2 separate regions of the Homo sapiens genome follow, and region 2 is linked to region 1. The links are chromatin loops, found by intact Hi-C in ENCODE. Cell type or tissue: endothelial cell of umbilical vein. All regions are shown on one strand. Each heading gives the region's core, and the rest is flanking DNA. Links, peaks and the distances in the headings are about the cores only. Region 1 overlaps TMEM230 (transmembrane protein 230). Region 2 overlaps SLC23A2 (solute carrier family 23 member 2).

The links. A loop is a pair of places that touch in the nucleus more often than their neighbours do. Peaks named below come from ENCODE experiments on the same cell type or tissue, not always from the same donor. Only the 100,000 strongest peaks of a DNase experiment are listed, where the experiment ranks them.
Region 2: it touches region 1 in a loop (9-fold over the local background); 13 of 110 quality-filtered maps call a loop at or near these places.

Annotation. Positions count from the first base shown.
Region 1 is chr20:5,095,229-5,107,622 of GRCh38, reverse strand. TMEM230 (transmembrane protein 230) reads left to right here. Exons shown (of 4, transcript NM_001009925.2): 3 at 1,313-1,435; 4 at 6,692-7,773. The coding sequence ends at 6,832. It also overlaps the pseudogene RNA5SP474. Among named protein-coding and RNA genes, the nearest start is that of TMEM230, 12 kb to the left of the region's middle. In endothelial cell of umbilical vein, for the core only: a CTCF peak has its summit at 6,690 (motif pointing right); a DNase peak (open chromatin) is centred at 6,722.
Region 2 is chr20:4,968,326-4,980,719 of GRCh38, reverse strand. It overlaps SLC23A2 (solute carrier family 23 member 2), which reads left to right. Exons shown (of 17, transcript NM_005116.6): 2 at 9,801-9,927. Among named protein-coding and RNA genes, the nearest start is that of SLC23A2, 27 kb to the left of the region's middle. RefSeq lists enhancers at 6,834-7,143, 6,399-7,598 and a silencer at 7,211-7,411. In endothelial cell of umbilical vein, for the core only: no CTCF peak of the experiment used is centred there; DNase peaks (open chromatin) are centred at 6,919 and 7,629; H3K4me3 peaks cover 729 bases; H3K27ac peaks cover 2,218 bases.

The sequences.
Region 1 (12,394 bases), core at 2,006-10,005:
AAGTTAGTACAGCCATCTATGTGCCAGGCAGTTAATAAATATATATCTAACAAATGAATGACTGTAAAGTCATTTCTGTTTTTGTTTTAAAGAAAAGTTTCTTATGATACAATGAATGATTTATGGAATGAGATTCGAACTAGAGTGAATGACATTCCTCTGAGATTCCTTTGAGTAACTGTGAGAGCAATAACTAGAGCTTCATCTCTTGCCAGTCCCTTTTATTTCTCAGAGCTGCACTGGGTGGTAGGACATACTTAAGACACATAAAGTATCTAGTTTGGTTCTTAATTACCCTCCTGTTTTTGCTGTTGTTGTATTTGAAACAGGCTCTGGCTCTGTCACCCAGGCTGGAGTGCAGTGGTGCAATCTCAGCTCGCTGCCTCTTCACCTCCTGGGCTCAAGCCATCCTCCCAGCTTAGCGTCCCAAGTAGCCGGGACTGCAGGCACATGCCACCACGCCCGGCTAATTTTTGTATTTTTTGTAGAGACGAGGTTTCACCATGTTGCTCAGGCTGGTCTCAAACTCCTGAACTCAAGTGATCCGCCTGCCTCAGCCTCCCACATTGCTGGGATTACAGGTGCGAGCTCTCCTCCCTGTTTTAAAGTGTTTGAGACTGGGCTTGATGGCTTATACCTGTAATCCCAGCACTTTGGGAGGCAGAGGTGGAAGGACTCCCTTGAGCCCAGGAGTTGGAGACCACCCTGGGCAACATAGTGAGACCTCGTCTCTACAGAAAAATTTAAAAATTAGCTGGGCATGGTGACGTATACTTGTAGTCCCAGCTACTTGAGAGGATGAGGCAAGAGAATTGCTTGAGCCCAGGAGTTCGAGGCTGCAATGAGCTGTAATTGCACCACTGCACTCCAGCCTGGGTGATAGAGCAAGACTCCGTCTCTAAAATCATAAAAATTAGGCCGGGCGCGGTGGCTCACGCCTGTAATGCCAGCACTTTGGGAGGCCGAGGCGGGCGGATCACCTGAGGTCAGGAGTTCAAGCCCAGCCAGGTCAACAAGGTGAAACCCTGTCTCTACTAAAAATACCAAAAAAATTAGCTGGGTGTAGTGGCGGGCACCTGTAACCCCAGCTGCTCAGGAGGCTGAGACAGGAGAATCACTTGAATCCAGGAGGCAGAGGTTGCAGTGAGCCAAGATCACGCCATTGCTCTCTAGCCTGGGCAACAAGAACGAAACTCCATCTCAAAACAAACAAACAAAAACATAAAAATTACAAATAATTAATTAAATGTTTGAACCCAGGTATTTGCATTAATGTTCTTCGTTGTCTTTTTCATCTCTATTTCTCTTCCAGTTTAAGAAAACCCCTCCTAAGATCCCTTATAAGGCCATCGCACTTGCCACTGTGCTGTTTTTGATTGGCGCCTTTCTCATTATTATAGGCTCCCTCCTGCTGTCAGGCTACATCAGCAAAGGGGTAAGCTGACGGGCATGTGGGAATAAGTTGTGAGATTTTTAAAATGTTAGCCAAGGCTCTAGTGTGCGTGTGTGTGTGTGTGTGTGTGTGTGTGTGTGTGTGTGTGTGTTTGTCCGTCCCAGTGGTCTGTTTTTTTTGAGACAGGGTCTTGCTCTGTCATCCAAGCTAGAGTGCAGTGGCACAACCTTTACCTCCCTGGGCTCAAGCGATCCTCTCACCTCAGCCTCCCGAGTAGCTGGGACTACACGTGTGTGCCACCACACCCAGCTAATTTTATTTTTTATTTACTTATTTTTGTTTGTTTTATTTTGTGTAGAGACAGGGTTTCACTATGTTGCCCAGGCTGATCTCTAACTCCTGAGGTCAAGCAGTCTGCCTGCCTCAGCCTTCCAAAGTGCTGGGATTGCAGGTGTGAACCATTGCCCCTGGCCAATTTTTTTTCCAATTTTTATGGGTACATAGTAGGTGTATATACTTAGGGGATACATGAGGTATTTTGATACAGCCATGCATTCATAATAATCACATCAGGCTAAATGGGGTATCCATCCCCTCAAGCATTCATCATTTGTATTACATTCCAATTATACTTTTATTTATTTATTTATTTTGAGACAGAGTCAGGCTGGAGTGCAGTGGCATAATATCGGCTAACTGCAACCTCCGCCTCCCAGGTTCATGCTATTCTTGTGCCTCAGCCTCCCGAGTAGCTGGAATTACAGACGTGCGCCACCGCACCCGGCTAATGTTGGTATTTTTAGTAGAGATGGGGTTTCGCCATGTTGCCCAGGCTGGCCTCCCAAAGTGTTGGGATTACAGGCATGAACCACTGTGCCTGGCCTATTTTTAGTTATATATATACATATACACATACATACATACATACATATATATATATTTTGGAGACAGAGTCTTGTTCTGTCACCCAGGCTGGAGTGCAGTGGCAGGATCTCAGCTCACTGCAAACTCCGGCTCGTGGGTTCAAGTGATTCTCCTGCCTCAGCCTCCTGAGTTAGCTGGGACTATGGTGGCAAGCCAGCACACTTGGCTTATTTTTGTATTTTTAGTAGAGATGGGTTTTTGCCATGTTGGCCAGGCTGGTCATGAACTCCTGACCTCAAGCGGCCTGCCCGCGTGGGCCTCCTAAAGTGCTGGGATTACAGGCGTGAGCTACCACGTCCAGCCTTAGTTATTATATTTTTAAATGTACAATAAATTATTCTCTAGTCACTTTGTGCTATCAAATACTAGAGCTTATTCATTCTATGTAACTATATTTTGTACCCGTTAACCTTCCCCATTCCCCCCTACCTTTCCCAGCCTTTGGTAACCATCATTCTACAATATCCATGAGTTCAATTGTTTTAATTTTTAGTTCCCGCAAATGAGTGAGAACATGGAAAGTGTGTCTTTCTGTGCCTGGCTTAATTTCACTTAACATAACGTTCTCCAGTTTCATCCATGTTGTTGCAAGTGACAGGATCTCATTCTTTTTAGTGGCTGAATAGTACTCCATTGCATATATGTACCATATTTTCTTTATTCACTTGTCTGTTGAAGAACACTTTGGTTGCTTCCAGATCTTGGCTGTTGTGAATAGTGCTGTCATAAATATGGAAGTGCAGATACCTCTTTGATAAACTGATTTCCTTTCTTTTGGGTATATACCTAGCTGTGATTGCTGGATCATATGGTAGTTCTATTTCATACTGTTCTCCATAGTGGCTATACTAATTTACATTCCCATCAACATTGTACGAGGGTTCCCTTTTCTCCACGTCCTCGCTAGCATTCGTTATTGCCGTTTTTTTTGGATAAAAGCCATTTTGGCTGGGTGCAGTGGCTCACGCCTGTAGTCCCAGCACTTTTGGAGGCCGAGGCAGGAGGATCACTTGAGCCCAGGAGTTCGAGACCAGCCTGCGCAACATAGCGAGACCTTGTGTCTATATTTTTTAAAAAGCCATTTTAACTAGGATGAGATGATATCTCATTGTAGTCTTGATTTGCATTTCTTTGATCAATGATGTTAAGCACCTTTTCATATACCTATTTGCCATTTGTATGTCTTCTTTTGAGAAATGCCCATTTTTGATTGGATTATTAGATTTTTTTTCCTACAGAGTTTGAGCTCCTTATATATTCTGGTTATTAATTCCTTGTCAGATGGATACTTTGCATATATTTTTTCCCATTCTGTGGGTTGTCTCTTCCTTTGCTGTACAGAAGCTTTTTAACCGGATGTGATCTCATTTATCTGTTTTTGTTTTGGTTGCTTGTGCTTTTGGGGGCATTACTCAAGAAATCTTTGCCCAGTCCAGCATCCTGGAGAGTTTCCCCCATGTTTTCTTATAGTAGTTTCATAGTTTTAGGTCTTACATTTAAGTGTTTAATCCATTCTCATTTGATTTTTGTATATGTCAAGAGATTTGAGGGGTCTAGTTTCATTCTTCAGCATATGGATATCCAGTTTTCCTAATACCATTTATTGAAAAGACTGGTTCTTTCCCCAGTGTATGTTTTTTTGTTTTTTGGTTTTTTTGTTTGTTTTTTTTTTTTTGAGACAGAATCTCACTGTGTCATCCAGGCTGGAGTGCAGTGGCACCATCTCGGCTCACTGCAACCTCAGCCTCCCAAATAACTGGGACCACAGGCATGTGCCACCACACTTGGTTAATTTTTTTTTCATTTTTTGTATAGATGAGGTTTTGCCGTGTTGCCCAGGCTGATCTCGAACTCCTAGACTCAAGCAGTCCAGGAGTACAGTGGTGTGATCACAGCTCTCTGCAACCTCAATCTTCAGGGCTCAGTCGATCCTCCCACCTCAGCTTCCCAAGTAGCTGGAGTTACAGGTGTGAGTCACCATACCTAGCTAATTTTTTTGTTTGTTTGGTAGAGATGAGATCTCATTATGTTGCCCAGGCTGGTCTTAAACTCCTAGGCTCAAGCAATCCTCCTGCCTCAGCCTCCCAAAGTGCTGGAATTACAGGCTTTAGCCACTGCACCCCTCTGACTATGTTTCCCGTTGTGTGTTAATTATGGTCAGTGTGAGGCCCACCCTAGCCTCCCAAAGTACTGGGATTACAGGCGTGAGCCACCACACCCGGTGGATGTAGAATTTTATCAAATGCTTTTCTAGCATCGATTGAAATAATCATATGGTTTTTGTCCTTCATTCTGCTGATACGATTTTATCACATTGATTGGTTTGTATAAGTTGAACCATCCTTGCCTCTCTGGGATAAATCCCACTTGGTCCTGATGAATGATCTTTTTAATGTATTGTTGAATTCAGTTTGCTAGTATTATCCTCCTTATTGAGGATTTTTGCATCAATGTTCATCAGGGATATTGGCCTATTTTTGTTTTTTCGATGTGTCTTTGCCTAGTTTTGGTATCAGGGTAAAACTGGCCTAGTAGAATCAGTTTGGAAGTATTCTCTCCATGTCTGTTCAGAATAGTTTCAGTAGGATTAGTATTCTTTTTTTTTTTTTTTTTTTTTGAGACAGGGTCTCATCTGTCATGCAGGTGTAGTGCAGTGGTGCGATCTCAGCTCACTGCAACCTTTGCCTCCCCGGCTTATGTGATCCTGCCACCTCAGCCTCACTAGCAACTGGGACCACAGGCATATACCACCATGCCCATCTAATTTTTGTATTTTTTGTCAAGACAGGATTTTACCATGTTGACCAGGCTGGTCTTGAAATCCTGAGCTCAAGCGATCTGCCTGCCTTGGCCTCCCAAAGTGCTGGGATTACAGGAGTGAACCACCATGCCCAGCCAAGTATTAATTCTTTAACTGGTATAATTCAGCAGCGAAACCATCTAGTCCCAGGCTTCTCTCTGCTAAGAGACTTTTTATTATGGCCTTAATCTCATTACTCTTTGTCTATTCAGGTTTTAGATTTTTTTCATTGTTCAATCTTTGTTTTTATATTCATGTCTGGTACAGCAGATTCCAGCAGAAAAACCAAAAAGATTTTCTTTTACATTTTGTTCTCTGTTGGCAAAACATGTTTTTCTTCCTTTGAGCAACAGTAAACTTCCATAGTTCCTATAGGGGAGGTGGTGGCAGGTAGGCAAACTTGGCCTCTGAGATATTAGACAGTTTGCCCTGTCATAGTTTGGAACAACATGGCTGAGCCTGGCATACAGGAGTCCTGATTGGTAAAGGGCTGTAGCTGGAGCAGCATGCTGTCATTGTAGCTGTGCAGTGCCATGGACATACTGTCAGTATTTGGAGAGAAATAGCAATTCTGTTATATGTGTGGGGTCACTGTGCCTCGTAAGTCAGTTCCTTCTTACAGTAGGTTTGGTTGGAGTTCCTGTTGAGCTTCAATATGAAACCTTAGAAACCTAAAGTAGTTGGTGGTTCTTTCTCATGGGCTGTCCCCACATACACAGTGTCCAAGTTGTCTTGAACCAATTCTGACTATAATTAACACACAACAGGGAACACAGCCAGCCAGGTGCAGTGGCTCAAGCCTATAATTCTAGCATTTTGGGAGGCTGAGGCAGGAGGATTGCTTGAGCCCCAGAGTTCGAGACCAGCCTGGGCAACATAGCGAGACCTCATCTCTACCAAACAAACAAATGTACAAAATGAGCCAGGTATGGTGACTGACACCTGTAACTCCAGCTACTTGGAGGCTGAGGTGGGAGGATCACTTGAGCCTGGGAAGTCGAGGTTGCAGTGAGCTGTAATCACACCACTGTACTCCAGCCCGAGCAACAGAGCAAGACTCTTACCTCAAAAAAAAAGAAAAAAGAGAAAGAAAAGAAAACCTGAAAGGCTGAGAAAAACACAGAGTTTATTGTAGTGGTATCTGTACAATTACAAAAGGTGAAAAACAACCAAAGTGTCCAGCAGCTGTATGTGGGGCAGTTAGGTAAAACTGTAGTATGTCCATTTCGGTGGAATGTTACACATCCTTACAGTTTAAATGTATGAAAAGGTTTTAATAATATTGGCCACAGGACACAGAGTATGGTGTGTTCACAACTAAGAGCTTTAAAAAAAGGAAAAGAAGCCAAAATATCTGGATGAGAATGGGTCATTTTTTTCTTTATAATTGTTAATATTTTGTAGTTTGTCTTCAATTTATAATCAGGAGGAAACCTTTTCCCTTGGTGGTATACAACTCAAAGAAAAAGTACTGAAGAGTATAAAATACTGATCTAAGGATTAGGTCTGTGACGTTTTATTTTAAAATGTGTAACTCTTACGGTACTAATGTGTTTGCCTCCTTCTGCCACCAGGGGGCAGACCGGGCCGTTCCAGTGCTGATCATTGGCATTCTGGTGTTCCTACCCGGATTTTACCACCTGCGCATCGCTTACTATGCATCCAAAGGCTACCGTGGTTACTCCTATGATGACATTCCAGACTTTGATGACTAGCACCCACCCCATAGCTGAGGAGGAGTCACAGTGGAACTGTCCCAGCTTTAAGATATCTAGCAGAAACTATAGCTGAGGACTAAGGAATTCTGCAGCTTGCAGATGTTTAAGAAAATAATGGCCAGATTTTTTGGGTCCTTCCCAAAGATGTTAAGTGAACCTACAGTTAGCTAATTAGGACAAGCTCTATTTTTCATCCCTGGGCCCTGACAAGTTTTTCCACAGGAATATGTATCATGGAAGAATAGAGGTTATTCTGTAATGGAAAAGTGTTGCCTGCCACCACCCTCTGTAGAGCTGAGCATTTCTTTTAAATAGTCTTCATTGCCAATTTGTTCTTGTAGCAAATGGAACAATGTGGTATGGCTAATTTCTTATTATTAAGTAATTTATTTTAAAAATATCTGAGTATATTATCCTGTACACTTATCCCTACCTTCATGTTCCAGTGGAAGACCTTAGTAAAATCAAAGATCAGTGAGTTCATCTGTAATATTTTTTTTACTTGCTTTCTTACTGACAGCAACCAGGAATTTTTTTATCCTGCAGAGCAAGTTTTCAAAATGTAAATACTTCCTCTGTTTAACAGTCCTTGGACCATTCTGATCCAGTTCACCAGTAGGTTGGACAGCATATAATTTGCATCATTTTGTCCCTTGTAAATCAAGATGTTCTGCAGATTATTCCTTTAACGGCCGGACTTTTGGCTGTTTCCTAATGAAACATGTAGTGGTTATTATTTAGAGTTTATAGCCGTATTGCTAGCACCTTGTAGTATGTCATCATTCTGCTCATGATTCCAAGGATCAGCCTGGATGCCTAGAGGACTAGATCACCTTAGTTTGATTCTATTTTTTAGCTTGCAAAAAGTGACTTATATTCCAAAGAAATTAAAATGTTGAAATCCAAATCCTAGAAATAAAATGAGTTAACTTCAAACATTTCAGAAAACATTTTAATGATTTTATGATATCTTTAATCCCAGTACCTAGATCTACCTTAGTTTCTAGGTAGCTGGCATTGTGGGTCACACTCAACTTTCCCTAACTCTGAGGTTATGGACTTGGGCAACTGGAAGCCTGGACATGCCATCAGCTGAGTTGCAAGGCTGTGGGAAGAGCAAGTTTTAGATGTCTACTCAATATCCAAGTGGAGCTGTTGAGGAGGCAGTTGCGATGCATGTGTGTGTCTAGAGTTTAAGAGTGGGTCTTGGATGGAAATAGAAATTTGGGAGTCAGCATTTGGACAGTATCTTAAAAGCTAGAGGGCTGTTTGAGATCACCAGTAGAGTGAGTATAGTTGGAGGAAAAAAAAAAAACTCAGGAAGTGAGGGACAAAGAGAGGGTGACCTGAAGCAGCCTCCAAGATTAGGGACTTTTGGTAATGGGAATGTTGACTGGGGAGTCCAGTAATCTAGAGTGCCTGAGCCTTGACAGTGAATATGTGAGGTGATACATAAAGCTTTATCTTGGAGAGTGGTTGCCGAGCAAAGCTCAGATCAGAAGGTTTTGGCCAACCAAATGATTTGGTTTTTTTATTTATTATTGATTGATTGATTTATTTATTTATTTATTTATTTATTTATTTATTTATTTATTTTGAGACAGAGTCTTGCTCTACTGCCCAGGCTGGAGTGCAGTGGCACAGTCATTTCTCACTGCAGCCTTGAATTCCTGGGCTCAAGTGATCTTCCCACCTTTGCCTCCCAAAGTGTTGGGATTATAGGCATGAGCTACTGAGCCTGGCCTATTTGGTCCTTTTTTAAAAAGTTGATGCTGCTGGTCAAAAAAATAAACAGAAGGGTATAAAGTGAAAAGTAAACATTTGGGCATGGAGTGGAGAGTGTACATTCACTCCAGCTTACCTCTCAAGATTTTCCAAATAAATTTCTTAATATACCCTTCCTGAAATGCTCTAAGCACATAAATATATATCTGGTTTTTAAAACTTGGGCTCCCATTGTATGGTTCTATAATTTCCCCCCCCCAATTCTATTTTGTATATCTTTCCATATCCATGGAGATCAGTCATATTCTTGTTAATGCACATTATAAGTGTAGTTTTTCATACTATGCATTTAGTAGTCATAGGATCAGAGCAGAAATCAACCAACTTCCTACCTGGGGTAGGAATCTCCTCCAGAGTCCCCTGAGGAATGACCTTTGCTGCTCTGTTTGAACATTCACACTTGTAATCTCATTCCAGCTGGCATTGTTACAGAAGTATCATTTATGAAGCCAAAATCAGACTCCCTGCAACTTCTGTGTTTTGACCATAGTTGTATTATTTGGTGTTTTATAGAAAAGACCTAAACCTCTACGGCCATACTACCCTGAATGCTCCCGACCTCATCTGATCTTGGAAGCTAATCCGGGTCAGGCCTGGTTAGTACTCGGACGGGAGAAAAGATCTAAACCTCCATAATAATGTTGAACATTTCTTGACCCCTTTGCCAGATATTCTGCCAAATACTTTCATTACATATCTCATTTTAATCCTTAGAAAAATCCTGAGTTAGCCGGGCACAGTGGCTCATGCCTGTAATCCCCGCACTTTGGGAGCCCGAGGCGGGCGGATCACCTGAGTTTGGGAGTTTGACCGTCCTGACCAACATGGAGAAACCCCATCTCTACTAAAAATACAAAATTAGTTGGGCGTGGTGACACATGCCTGTAATCCCAGCTACTTGGGAGGCTAAGGCAGGAGAATTGCTTGAACCCGGCAGGCTAAGGTTGCGGTGAGCCAAGATCGCACCACTGCACTCCAGCCTGGGCAACAAAGCCAGACTCCGTCTCAAAAAAAAAAAAAAAAAAAAAAAAAATCCTGAGTTAGATAAGATTCTTAGGTAGGAAGTAGGTGAGATATTTGGGATTAAAGCCTGGGCCTGGTACGGTGGCTCACGCCTGTAATCCCAGCACTTGGGAGGCCGAGGTGGGTGGATCACTTGAGGTCAGGAGTTCAAGATCAGCCTGGCCTAAAAATACAAAAATTAGCTGGGTGTGGTGGCGGGCACCTATATCCCAGCTACTCAGGAGGCTGAGGCAGGAGAATCACTTGAACCCGGGAGGTGGAGGTTGCAATGAGCCTAGATCACACCACTGCACTCCAGATGGTGACAGAGTGAGACTCCGTCTCAAAAAAATAATAAAACAAAAAAAAATTATAAGGCAAAGCCTGAATTCCCTTTACCAGATATGACAGCCAAATGCTTTTAGGTACTGGGCCAGTGAAGAAATGGGGGAGGTGGGTATGGACAGTAGAAGTAGTTGGGGAACCGTGGTCAGTTGTCAGATGTATATTTTACCTGAAAGTAACCTCCTCCCCACTCCAAAGTGTTGACCAGACTATATATCCTAACTTTTTTAAAGGATGTTCTTATTTGCAACAACTCTTATGCCTCCTGTTAGTCATTTCCAAGGCTAAAAACCCTCTCCAGTTGCTTCAGCTGTTCTGCATATGATGGAAATTTCAGATCCGTTGCCACTCTGGTGGGTCTCTTGGTTGAGCTTCACGTGGTCATACCAGAGGCACTTCTGTTCTGCCAGGAATTGTGAGGTGCTGGAGGTACAACAGGAAAATATAGGACTGGGGTAATGAGGAGCACAGGTTGCAAACTAGCAGCCACATGTTGGCCTGCGTTTGAGGATTTATTTTTTGAATTGTTCCATTTTATTTTCTGACCACCTATCCCCAAGTTCTTTTCGTTTCTAAAAAGGGAAATGTTCACATGATCTTGATTTGGGACTTGAAAAATCAGGTAGTCCTTCATTGCAGAGAGGCTCCAGCCAACTAAAGTAAGGTAGTACAAGTTTTAGCTGAGTAGCATTCTCCAGTTCACTAAAGTTTCCACCACTCTTTTATATCCAGCATGCTAATTTTCCTCACTAAGGGCAAAGACTGTGTTTTAAACCCTCCCACAAAGCCTAGCACAGTGCTTGTGGGCACTTAGGTTTATCAAATGAAGAGCTGGAATCGTGTGCATTTCCATCCCAGGACACCATGTTCCTTTGAGGTATGGATAGGTAGGCAAGTACCTACCTACATTTACGTCAGACTCCTAAATGGCCTTCCACCAGCTGCCTAGCAGGCCAGCTGCTCTTCACACAGTTGGTGCTGCCTGGTCAGTCATGCCTCTGCCTGGCACCCTCTGCCCAGGCCAAGGAGCCCAGTTCATGACCTACCTGTACCAGCTGGCACAGGAGAACCTCCTGCCACTGGTGTATGGTAAGGGAACCTGGTAGAAGGACAGTAACAGCACTGGCTTTCTGCTTACCTTTGAAGGGTCCTATACCAATCAATGCACCTTAGTTGCCTTGATTTTTCATTAAGTTCCTATCCTGAGGCTTCTCTCCTAGATTCAGTCCCATAGGCTCCTGGCCTCACAGGTATGTAGTTCAGTGATGGGGCCTCAGTTTCCTTCTAAAGTGGGGATAGAACAATTCCTACCTCACAAGGTGATTGTGAGGATTAAATAAAAACAGTTCCAGATGGTGGTTCACACAGCCTGGCACAAAGTAAGCTGCTGTTTGAGAAAGTAAAGAGGATCACTGCTTTGGCTTCAGGGAGCAGAGCCTGGGATGAGGCAGAGGTGGAGGGAAGAGAGACCATCTGTTACCCTGTTGCCATCTTGAACCTGCTGTTCCATGGCAGAACCACCCCAGAGCCAGCGGCAGGAGCGAGGGTTGATTGCCAGCCCAGGCAGGGCTCCTCTCCCTGACAGCTGCTGACGGAGGGTGTGAGGAGGTCTCAGGCCCCTGGCCCTTTACCAGCATGTGGCTGGGCCTGGAAGGCTGTGTGCTCCAATCCTCTGGAAAAAGTGAAAGGCCCTGCAGGGAAGTCCTTGAAGACAAGAGGTTTTAGATCTGGAGCATCATCAGATCGCCTCTCATGGAGCTTGTTTTTCCTCTATTTTTTCACCTCCCCTCAGTCTTGCTCCTTGCTATGCAAATGCAGTCTGGTCTGTGGACCGGCAGCATCAACATCACTTGGGAAATTTGAAATGCAGAATCTTGGGCTCCTCTCCTAAATCGGTATCTGCATTGTAGCAAGAGCCCTGTATGTCAAGAACCCTACCTGTTAGTTGCATGTCAGTGTCTGAGAAGCGCTGACTGATGGGGGCCCAGTTTCCCTCCTAGTCCATCTCCTCACCTTGAGACTGGACCTCCTCAGGCAGTGCCAATGGGTGGCCCTGGGTGTGGGGGCACTTAGAGGGTATAGTCTGTCCTCTTTGATCCACTATTATTCTCTAGCTAAGACAGTAACTCCCAAAGTCTGCAGAAGCTTCATAGAAATGGCAGAGAAACAATGCAGGAAGACTTTGTGAAGATCATTTTTTGTGATCAGTGAGAAATCGAGACAGGAGTCCCAAAGATGAGGAAGGTCGGTGGCAGGAGTGGAACATGCTTCGGTTCCCTGAAGGCTCAGGGAAGGGGACGATGTGTAATTTATGACCCAGTGAGAGGCAGGATAGGTTTTCTTTCGATTTCTGTGGGAGGCAGGCCTGGTGCCTCAGGAGTTTACTCCGAACACTGGAGGTGCTGGCTTGCCTCCATCCGTGGGTCT
Region 2 (12,394 bases), core at 2,576-10,575, 130 kb after region 1:
CATCTCTACTAAAAACAAAAAATTAGCCGGGTGTGGTGGCAGCCACCTGTAATCCCAGCTATTAGGGAAGCTGACACAGGAGGATCACTTGAACTGGGAGGCGGAGGTTGCAGTGAGCCGAGATTGTGCCACTGCAGTCTAGCCTGGGCCACAGAATGAGACCCCGTCTCAAAAAAAAAAAAGAAAAGAAAAAGAAAGTAAAATGTGCATATATACAATATATATAACTATTTTTTTCAAAGTAGAGATTATACAGAGGGTATTTAAGCCTGTTTTTTACTTAGCAATGTATCTTAGATATGTGACTAAATAGTCCTTTATTTGTAGCTCATTTGTGCTGAATACATCATGTTTTATTTGACAAATCCTTCTATTAGGTATTTAGCTTATGAGCCATTTTCTGCTGTGGTGGACATAATACAGTGGTGAACAGCATTGTACCTAAATCTGAGTGCATTTTCCTGATTATTTCTTTAGACTAAATTGTTGGAAGGCATATCATTTGCATTTCTAAGACTTTAACACATACCTAACATACATGCCAGAGACCTCCTGCATTCAGGTTAACACACTGGGAAGTATTGCCATAATAAAACATTTTTTCTTTTTTATGCCAATTTGAGTGAAGAATGGAATCACTATGTTTATTTTGCTTTTCTTTGATACCTAGTGAGTTTGAGTACTTTTTAATGATTCTTTTGGCCATTTATATTTTGTTTGGCTTATTGTGGTTTTTTTTGCCAGTTTTTCCAGTCTTGTATCTGTCTCTCTTTCCTGGTGATTTATAACAGTATTTTTATATCAAGGACGTGAACACTTTAATAAATGTTATACATATTTTCCCCATTTGCCTGGTAATTTTATGATGTATTGGAGAACTAAGTGTTATTTGCAGATTGTTTTTCTTGGTTTAATTTTCAAATTAGAAGTCTCATTTTTCAAACTCTAAAGTTTCATAGGAAACATTTTTCTTAAAGATGAATAAAAATCTGTCAGAACATGATTTTGTTTAAAGTATTTTATAGATTTCTTATTTGCTTGTCTGCTAAAATAATGCTTGGAACAATCAGCTGCCACCTTTGAATTAAAAAGAAAAGTAAAATTTGGAATAGAAGATTTTCCAATATTATTGTCTCTATATTTTAATATTTTTTTCATATATTTAGACATTTTTTTTTGTAGAGACAGGGTCTTTCTATGTTGTCCAGGCTGGTCTTGAACTCTTGGCCTCAAGTCATCCTCCTGCCTGGGCTTCCCAAAGTGTTGGGATTATAGGTATGAGCCACCATGCTGGCCCCATTGTCCCAGTAAATGTGAACCTTAAGTTTGGGCGCTTTTGGTGTTTAGACCCTTTGGGTACACATAATGTCTGTTGGGTTGATGGTGCTCTTTTGTGTTAATTTCTTTTTTCTTTTTCTTTTTTTTTGAGATGGGGGTCTCACCCTGTTGCCCAGGCTGGAGTGCAGTGGTGTGATCTCGGTTCACTGTAACCTCCGCCTCCCGGGTTCAAGCGATTCTCCTGCCTCAGCCTTCTGAGTAGCCGGGATTACAGGCACACGCCACCACGCTTGGCTAATTTTTGTATTTTTAGTAGAGATGGGGTTTTGCCATGTTGGCCAGGCTGGTCTCGAACTCCTGACCTTGTGATCTGCCCGCCTCAGCCTCCCAAAGTACTGGGATTACAGACGTGAGCCTTACAGACGTGAGCCACCGTGCCTGGTCCTTTGCATTAATTTCTTAGTTTTGCTCTAGTAGTATTAAATTGGAGACTTTTGCATCATACTTAGATAATAGCCTTAAATAACTCTTTCTGATTTTACCCTATAGGGTTCTTGTTTAAAAATCGGCATCCGTTTGTATTCCAGCTCTCTGGAAACACTTGTCCTAGCTAGGTTTTAGGGGTTTGCTAGTCTTGTTGGCTCCTTGAGGTTGTGGAGGGGAGCTTAATGTGTGTAGCTTCACAGCATCTGGCTCAGCACAGCTCAGAATAGGTACTACATGTGCCCTGTGTGCATATCCTGGCATTATCCCTTTAACTGTCTCTAGGAGAAATGAGACCAGTATGGGTTCTGGTTCTGGGGCTGCCTCCAACTGGGGATAAGACTCTGTTTCCCCTCTGTGTCTTCCATTGCCAATGGGGGGCCAGGTTGCAGGATTTCTAAGCCCCTTTTGTTCATTCTTTCCACCCCCTTCATTAAGCACTGTCTTTCAGCAGGGTGCTGGGGAGAAGCAGCCTGCCCAGGCTTAGCCATTTCTAGGTCGTCCTCGTTTTGAGTTCACAATTCTGACCTCTAGTTACTTTAATCTGGTTATTATCTAATCGTGATCACTCCTAGACATTTTGGAGAGGTTTAGAAAGTTTTGGGGTTAACAGACATAAAATAGGATTTTCAGCTTAGTTGAAGGTCAACAGTGCTTGTTCACACGCAAAGGCACAGTTTATGAAGGGAAAAATAGAACCATTTGTGTTAACTGAGCTTGACTTATTAGCACCGATAGTTGCCATGGGAGTGTTTTTTTAACTTTGTCATTTTGCCAGGAATGTAAATCGGGGCATTACTCCTTAGATCTTCATGTAATTAGGAGGATGGACAAAGCCCCTATTTTTCTTGAATCAGGAGTTTATTATCCCGTTTATAATACGGGAGTAAATTAGGAAAGGTGTCTTTAATTTTTTTGTTTGTTTTTGTAGAGACCCTTGTTATGTTGCCCAGGCTGGTCTTGAACTTCTTGGCTCAAGTGAGATTATACAGTGTGAGCCACTACCAGTATCTTTCGTTTTTTCATGATAAGTACAACTTAGGCATTGAGCAAAACTGTTTTTAGTGACTTGTCTTGCATATATATTTATGAATTTTGAGCTTTTAAAAAATCACAAATAGGCCAGGTGTGGTAGCTCATACCTGTAATCCTAGCACTTAGGGAAGCTGAGGCAGGAGGATCACTTGAGCTCAGGAGTTCGAGACCAGCCTGAGCAGCATAATGAGATCTCGTCTCTTTTCTTTTCTTTTTTTTTTTTTTGGGGACAGAGTCTCGCTCTGTCACCCAGGCTGGAGTGCAGTGGTGCAGTCTCAGCTCACTGCAGCCTCTGCCTCCCCATTTCAGGTGATTCTCCTGCCTCAGCCTCCCCAGTAGCTGGGACTACAGGTGCATGCCACCATGCCCAGCTAATTTTTGTAGTTTTTTAGTAGAGTCGGGGATGGGAGGGTTTCACCATGTTGGCCAGGCTGGTCTCGAACTCCTGACCTCGTGATCTGCCCACCTCAGCCTCCCAAAGTGCTGGGAGTACAGGCATGAGCCACGGTGCCCAGCTTGAGAGCTTGTCTTTATTAAAAAAAAATAATAATAATACGTGTTCATTAATAATGGTTAAAGTAGAAAAACAAAAAGAAATAGGACACCACCTACATCTGAAACCCTGGGAAGATCCAGTTAATATTGTAGTAAGTGTCCTAGAATGCCTATCTTGCTGAAGAAGTCATGTTCATAAAGAGAGAGATGTTCTGCCTTTTTTCACCCCACTTTGTAATAGATCATAACTATTTCCCTGTGTCATGATAGTATACTGCAGAGTGGCCCTGTAGTATTTTATCATACAGTGTTTTGCTATCGTAATTTATTCATTCAGTCTTTACATAGTGGATTCTACTTGTCCTACAACTGAAATATGTACAATTACATTCATCTAATTACTTTTCTAGAACAGTGATTTCATTGGATATGCATTTTTGTTATTTTTTTTTTGAGATGGAGCTTCTCTCAGCCACCCAGGCTGAAGTGCAGTGGTGTGATCTTGGCTCACTGCAACCTCCGCCCCCCTGATTCAAGTGATTCTCCTGCCTCAGCCTCCTGAGTAGCTGGGACTACAGGCGGGCGTGTACCACCACACCTGGCTAATTTTTGTATTTTTAGTAGAGACAGGGTTTCACCATGTTGGCCAGGATAGTCTCGATCTCTTGACCTCATGATCTGCTGCCTCAGCCTCCCAAAGTGCTGGGATTACAGGCATGAGTCACCGTGCCCGGCAGACTCTCTTTTTTTTTTGAGATGAAGTCTTGCTCTTGTCCCCCAGGCTGGAGTGCAATGCCATGATCTCGGCGCACTGCAGCCTCTGCCTCCGGGTTCAAGCAATTCTCTTGCCTCAGCCTCCCGAGTAGCTGGGATTACAGGTGCATGCCACCACGCCCAGCTAATTTTTGTATTTTTAGTAGTGATGGGGTTTCACCGTGTTGGCCAGGCTGGTCTCGAACTCCCGACCTCAGGTGATCCGCCCATGTTGGCCTTCCAAAGTGCTGGGATTACAGGCGTTAGCCACCGTGCCCGGCCGGGGAGGGACTTTCTAGCACAAAAGTAATAGAAGAAATTGCAAAAAGATACTAGTATGACTTAAGAGAGACTTAAAAAATGTCCTCTATTTCAAGTGGTATAAACAAAATGGAAAAAGCAGTCATTTGCTTTTTCTGGGGAAAATGCTTTCAGTAGACAAAGGGTTAATATCCTTAACCTATAAGAAACTCTTGCAAAAAGAAAAAGCAAAGTAAAAGTAGGAAAAAAAAAAGAAACTCTTGGCCGGGCGTGGTGGCTCATGCCTGTAATTCCAGCACTTTGGGAGGGCGAGGCAGGTGGATCACAAGGTCAGGAGATCAAGACCATCCTGGCTAATACGGTGAAACCCCGTCTCTACTAAAAATATAAAAAATTAGCCGGGCCTGGTGACAGGTGCCCGTAATCCCAGCTACTCGGGAGGCTGAGGCAGGAGAAAGGCGTGAACCCGGGAGGAAGAGCTTGCAGTGAGCCGAGATCGCGCCACTGCACTCCAGCCTGGGCGACAGAGCGAGACTCTGTCTCAAAAAAAAAAAAAGAAAGAAAGAAACTCTTGCAAATGAATCAGAAAAACCCAAACACGTACTGAAAAAAATGGGTAAAAGGCACTTACAGTTCATAAAAGAACTGTAGACACATGGATCAAAGAAATCAAGATCAAAACCAGATGTCATTCTTTACATGTCATATTTGCAAAAATTAAAAAAAAAAAAACAGGCGGGGCACGGTGGCTCACGCCCGTAATCCCAGCACTTTGGGAGGCCAAGACAGGTGGATCACTTGAGGTCAGGAGTTTGAGACCAGCCTGGCCAGCATGGTGAAACCCTGTCTTTACTAAAAATACAAACATTAGCCAGGCGTGGTGGTGCGTGCACGTAATCCCAGCTACTTGGGAGGCTGAGGCAGGAGAATGGCTTGAACCCGGGATGTGGAGTTTGCAGTGAGCCAAGATGGCACCACTGCATTCCAGCCTGGGCAACAGAGTGAAACTCTGTCTCAAAAAATAAATAAGTAATAAAAAACAATCTAGGAATGGCAAGTGAGGTTAACGTCATATTCTTTCTTTTTCTTTTTTTCTTACTCACCGCTGCACCAATGAAGAAATACATAGTTTTCTTCCGTTGTGCTTTGTCAGTTTGTCTGCATTCCCAGAAGGAATTGGGAAGCTTTTTCATTTCCCATTTCTTACGAGGAAGGCTGGGAAATAACTAAGAATTTGTCTGGGCCTAGCACCTTTTGGAAAAGAGTAATTTGCTTTTGTAATTTTCTCCATTTATTGTTACTTGTTCAGGTTTTCAAAAAATAGTTTTTGGCCAGGCACGGTGGCTCACACCTGTAATCCAGCATTTTGGGAGACCAAGGCGGGTGGATCACTTGAGGTCAGGAGTTCAAGACCAGCCTGGTCAACATGATGAAACCCCATCTCTACTAAAAATACAAAAATTAGCCAGGTGTGGTGGTGGGCCCTGCAATCCCAGCTACTCGGGAGGCTGAGGCAGGAGAATCGCTTGAGCCCTGGAGGCGGAGGTTGCAGTGAGCTGAGATCACGCTACTGCACTCCAGCCTAGGTGACAGAGCGAGACTCCGTCTCAAAAACAAAAACAAAAACACTGAAAAAATAGCTTTCCCCCCAAAATTGCCCATTTCATCAAGATTTTCAAGTGCATACATGTGCCTCTTTTGTAAGACCTTGAAAAAAATACAAACATTGGGAATGATAGTATAAGGATAAAGGATATAAGGGTAGTATAAGGTTAAAAATAAACTTAAAAAACAAAATGCCAAAGCATGAAGAATATGTAGTGTTTGAGTTTGCCCTTGTTTTCAGAAGATATTTGTCATATTCAGGAAGTATCTTTTAATTTGCATTGAAGATATTTGGTTTTTGCTTTTTATTTATTTTTATTATTATTATTTTTTTTATTTTTTGAGACGGAGTTTCGCTCTTCTTGCCCAGGCTGGAGTGCAATGCGCGATCTCGGCTCACCGCAACCTCCGCCTCCTGGGTTCAAGCGATTCTCCTGCCTCAGCCTTCCCGAGTAGCTGGAATTACAGGCATGCGCCACCATGCCTGGCTAATTTTGTATTTTTAGTAGAGATGGAGTTTCTCCATGTTGGTCAGGCTGACCAACTCCTGACCTCAGGTGATCCACCCACCTCAGCCTCCCAAAGTGCTGGGATTACAGGCATAAACCACCGCGCCTGGCTGGTTTTTGCTTTTTAAATCAGGAGGAAGTGTTTTGTCAGCCTTTTTGGCATCTACTGAATTGATAGAATGATTTGGCTGTTCAAAGGTTCTGGCCTGTTATGATACTGGCCCTGGCATTCTCTCCTTCCTGCTTTTGAAGAGTTAACATCCCTTTTTAAGGAAATGATGTTGAGTCAGTGGTAGATGTTAAATAACATAGTAAGATACACAGATGGCAATTCTGTAGTATTTCTTCCCCAGTTTTTTGTTGAATGTTTTCTGTATGAAGTCAGTGTCTGGAAACCACAGCATGTAGTATGTACTTTTGCACATCCTAATTAAGAAGCAACAGAAGCACTGTGAACAGATTCTTGAGAGTTCAGCGGGCCTTGATGGGGGAAAGTCATGTGGCCATGAGTGTGTCCCAAGTGATGTTTCCTCTGACCTGCCGCAGCGCCCAGGCTTTGATCTCAGCCCCGTAGCCTTGCGTGCAAAGGACAGTTTTCATGTTTCCAGAGTGCGGTGGAACCCACGAATGGGAGGGGCATTCAGCGGAGCGCTCTGCCAGAAGTTCAAGGTTGCTTACTGATAGCTCAGTCTTGTTTTTGTTTGTATCGTGATTCCTTCTTAACTCCTTCCTCAGAGATTCCTTTCTCAAAAATGTATTTGCATGTTCCCAGTATTAAAACCTCTGACCCAGTTCTGTGGTTTGGTCTCAGTACTTGTTCTGTGCAGTAGTTAAGTCCTTCCAGCCATCTTGCCACTCAGCTTAGAAAAATACTCTCCAAAAACATGTCTTTAAGGAGTCATAGTACTTTCGCTTCCCCATTCAGAATTTTCCAATGATTTGTAGCTAAAAATGACATTCTGTTAATTTGCACTTTGCCCTCATGGAGCCGTTTTTAATTAATAGTTTTTTAAAGGATTTGCAAAAGAAGCATACACATGTTGAAAAATAATTCTAGCTTGTCAGACTTGTGTTTAGTAAATTGAGAAGGTCACACGATCTTTTCTTATGTCCCCCCACCACTTCAAAGCAGTTTGATCTGTATCCTTGCCAGCCCTGTTCTGTGTACACAAATGCATACTATGTAATTATCCTTTTAATAAAAGTGAAATCATAACCACACATATTGTACAACCTGTATTTTTCAAGGAACTGTATTTGTTATTATAACTTAACTGAAAGTAAGCCATTCTTTTAAAGTGTCTCTCTTGTTTTCTTTTCTCATGTTCTTTTCATTATTCCTCTTGACTAGACATTGATGGATGTCACCTTTGTGCCTCCCTTCTGACATTGCAAATTTCTGATAAACATAGCTTAAGGCTTGGCATAGTGGCTTGTGCCTGTAATCCCAGCACTTTGGGAGCCGAGGCGGGTGGATCACCTAAGGTCGAGTTCAAGACCAGCCTGGCCAGCATGGTGAAACCGTGTCTCTACTAAAAATACAAAAAATTAGCCAGGCATGGTGGCGGGCACCTGTAATCCCAGCTGCTCGGGAGGCTGAGGCAAGAGAATCGCTTGAACCCGGGAGTGGAGGTTGTAGTGAGCCAAGATTGCGCCACGGCACTCCAGCCTGGCTGATAGAGCGAGACTCTGTCTCATTTAAAACAACAACAACAACAAAAAAACCCCAAAAAACCCCCCAAAAACCCCCACATAGCTTAAGATAGATTTATGTGTAGAGATTTTATTTTGAGAAATAAATTACTACTTTTTTTTTCCTTGCATGCAAAATGTTTTAGAAAGGGAAAGACATCAATTTCTTCATTCACGTTCTAATAATTTAAAGTGAGTATTTTTTCCCAAATAGCACAAGACCAGTGTTTAGTTTCCAAAATTAAAAAAAAAAAAAAGACTCATTAATGGTTCCTTGAAGGCTGGACTGGTACCAGTCTGATGGCATTTGTGTGCTATTTAACTTGGGGCCGTTGGCGATTGTTGATGCTAACTTGCCCAAGAACAAATGGTAAAAGTTGATGTCTCAACATAAGGATTTTCCAGTGAAAATCTGGCTAAACTGTTGGTTGCCTTGCACGTTTTTCTTCACAAGGGAGGGCCAGGCTCATGGCTGGGGCTGGGATGGCTGTTCCCAAGACAGCCACTGAGTCAGGCTCTGGGTTCCCTTTATTGTGGAACATATGCATAGGTACAAGAGTGGATAAAACATAGCCGTTTAATAAATAGTAAAAGAAACATCTGTGTACCTGCTCATATCCCAGTTTGAGAAACAGAATGTGACCGGCTTTTTGAGAAGCACCCTCCCCGTGTGCTAGTACATTTTTAAGAGGCTTTAACAGAAAGTGACTTATTTATTTATTTTTTTTAAATCAAAGACCCTGTGCTAGGGAATATGGAGTTTAAAAGTTATCAATGGAGAAATCCCAACTGAGTGCAAATCACTTTTTTTGCTTTTGTTTTGAGATGGCGTGTTGCTCTGTTGCCCAAGTAGGACTGCAGTGGCACAGTCATGGCTCACTGCAGCCTTGACCTCCTGGGCTCAAGGAATCCTCCTGCCTCAGCCTCCTGAGTAGCTGTGACTACAGGTGTGTGCCACCACGACGAGATAATTTTTTTTTTTTTTTTTTTGTAGAGACAAGGTTTCACTATGTTGCCCAGGCTGGTCTTGAACTCCTGGCCTCAAGTGATCCTCCCATCCCAGCCTCCCTACAGGTGTGAACCACCGTGCCTGGCCCAAAATTGCTTTTTATTTATTTATTTATTTTTGAGACAGAGTCTCACTCTGTCATCCAAGCTGGAGTGCGGTTGCACAGCTCACTGCAACCTCAACCTCCTGGGCTCAGGTGATTCTCCACCTCTCAGTCTCCTGAGTAGCTGGGATCACAGGTGTGCACCACCACACTTGGCTAATTTGTGTGTGTGTGTGTGTGTGTGTGTGTGTGTGTGTTTTGTAGAGACCACCCTATTGCTCAGGCTGGTCTCGAACTCCTGGGCTTAAGTGACCTGCCTGCCTTGACCTACCAAAGTGCTGGGGTTACAGGTGTGAGCCACTGTGCCTGGCTGAAAAGTTTTTTTATAGGTGTTCTAAAATACTATCTTTCAAAATACTTTGTAGAAATGGAGAGTGGATTTTTAAAGAATTGAGGGTGCAGTTTGTGACCCTGCCTAGAGACAGGCTGGGGCCTTGGAGGCAGTCCATAAAAATGAAGTAGTAATAGAGCAAATTCTAGGATTGGGCATGGCTGGGTGAAAAATAGACTCCATTCATGCAGAGTACCTCCTGCTAGGTTTGTTATTACTTTTAATTTACCATTTGCTTTTCTCCAGCTAGGTCTTGACTCCACTAACGGGGACTTCTCATACGGCTTTGAACTTGGACCTTGGTGCATAAGCAAATGTAACTCAGCGAATTGTAATGGAAAGCATATGGACAGGTCTACGCCACATCACTTAGGTGCGTGTAAAACACAATCTCCAGTTGTGTTTCCTTTTCCTTTTCTTACTTTTTCTGAAACAGGTTCTTGCTCTATCACCCAGGGTGGAGTGCAGTGGCACGATCACAGCTCGTGGCAGCCTTGGCCTACTGGGCTTATGTGATCCTTCTACCTCAGCTTCCCAAGTAGCTGGGACTACAGACGTGAGCCATGGTGCCTGGCTAATTTTTAAATTTTTTTTTCTTAGAGATGGGGTCTCACTATATTATCTAGGCTGGTTTCCAACTCCTGGGCTCAAGCGATCCTCCTGCCTCTACCTCCCAAAGTGCTGGGATTATAGGCTTCAGCCACCATGCCTGGCTAGTTATGCTTCATGGTAGAATTGGGCTGGCAGCTCTGTAGCATTAGAACCCTTTTGTACTTGACCTTACCTTTGTACGTTTTTTACGTGTTGAGAACGGTCTAAATGCACAACCTTTGGAATAATGAATTGTTAGGTTAATGCTAATGATAAGGTAATAGACTTCTTTAGGCCAAATTCCACGCAAGTAGATTAAACTAGAAAATAAACAGGCACAGTCTTGCCACTTATATTAATTACAAAGTAGGAGGTAAATATTTTCAGTTTTCTTTCATGCTTTTGACTTTATTATCAGCAAAAATTTGTTGAGTACCTCCTGCTCTTGGCCCTCCGTGAGGTTTATACGTGAGGAACCTGGAGTGGAAAGAGATTTAAGAATTGTTTCCTCACCCCTTTTCAAGCATTCTCTGCAGTTTAATTAATGAGACTAACCACATGTACATTACTCAGGAGCATTCTTTTTTTCCTCCTTCTGTTGTTTCCCTTATCCCCAAAGCTTGATGAACATTTTGATTATTTTTAATTTTTTGCTATTATAAGCAATACTGCAATCAAATTTCTTCTTGGGGAAAACATCTTAGCAGTAGTAGTGATGGGCACAGTGCATGACCTTTTAAAATTTGATACATGTATAGGTAAATTATCCTTCAGAAAAGCCGCAAGTGTTTCACATCTGCCGATACATTCTCTCAGATACTCTGCTTCTGGATGTGGTGGTGCACGCCTATAGTCCCAGCTACTCTGGAGACTGAAACAGGAGGATCACTTGAGCCCAGGAGTTCAAGGATTTAGTGAGCTCTGATTGTGCCAGCGCACTCTAGCCTGGGTGGCAGAGTGAGACCCTGCCTCAAGAAAAAAAAAAAAAAAAAAAGGATGCTGTCAGATACATTGACTTGTTAAAACTAAATTTATTCAGTATGGTGGATGTAAAATGTTATGTCAGTGTTGTTTTAAAAAAATTTTATGTGCAGTAAAATTTACTTTCTGTGTACACTTATAAGAGCTTTTACAAATACTTAGAGGGGATCACTCCTTTTAAAAAAATTTTAAGACTTCTAATAAAGGCTGGGTGTAGTGGCTCATGCCTGGAATCCCAGCACTTTGGGAAGCTGAGGCGGGCGGATCACCTGAGGTCCGGAGTTCAAGACCAGCCTGTACAACATGGAGAAACCCTGTCTCTATTAAAAGTACAAAAAATTAGCCAGGCATGGTGGCGCATACCTGTAATCCCAGCTATTCGGGAGGCTGAGGTAGGAGAATCGCTTGAACCTGGGAGGCAGGAGGTTGCAGTGAGCCGAGATTGTGCCATTGTACTCCAGCCTGGGTAACAAGAGGGAAACTCTGTCTCAAAACAAAACAATGACAACAACAAAAAAAACCAAAAAACACTTCTAATAAAGAAGTCTCTACTTACTACTAAAAACAAAACAAGGCCGGGCACAGTGGCTCACACCTGTAATCCCAGCACTTTGGGAGGCCAAGGTGGGTGGATCATGAGGTCAGGAGTTCGAGACCAGCCTGGCCAACATGGCTGGTGAAACCCCGTCTCTACTAAAAATACAAAAATTAGCCAGGCATGGTGGCGCACACCTGTATTGCTAGCTACTCTGGAGGCTGAGGCAGGAGAATTGCATGACCTCAGGAGGCTGAGGTTGCAGTGAGCCGAGATCATGCCATCGTGCTCCAGCCTGGGTGACAGAGACAGACGTCGTCTCAAAAAAAAAAAAGAAAAATACACATCCTGACCTTTTTAATGATTTACCTTGTCAAGCCTGTTTTCTTAGTTCTGAAGGAAGAGGACACCTGGCTCTTTTCTTAGAGGTCACCTTTAATACCAGGTCTTTCTTTGAAATCACTCCCTTAGTTCATCCATTTTTCTCATTGGCATTTTCACCATTGCAGTTGCCAAGGTCATTTTCCTTGGATTAACACAGTAGCTTCTTGATCCCCATTTTGAGATTATCCTGTGGTGGACGACTGCTCTCCTCGCCTGCCCAGAAACTCATGTTGCATGAAGCCGTTCTGTGTTGAGTTTGCTTTTCAAGGCTACTTTGACTCCACAAAGGGTTTTCTTCCTTTGCCTCCCTGTCCTCTGACCTCCAGGTGCTGGGGTTAGGCTGTTGTGT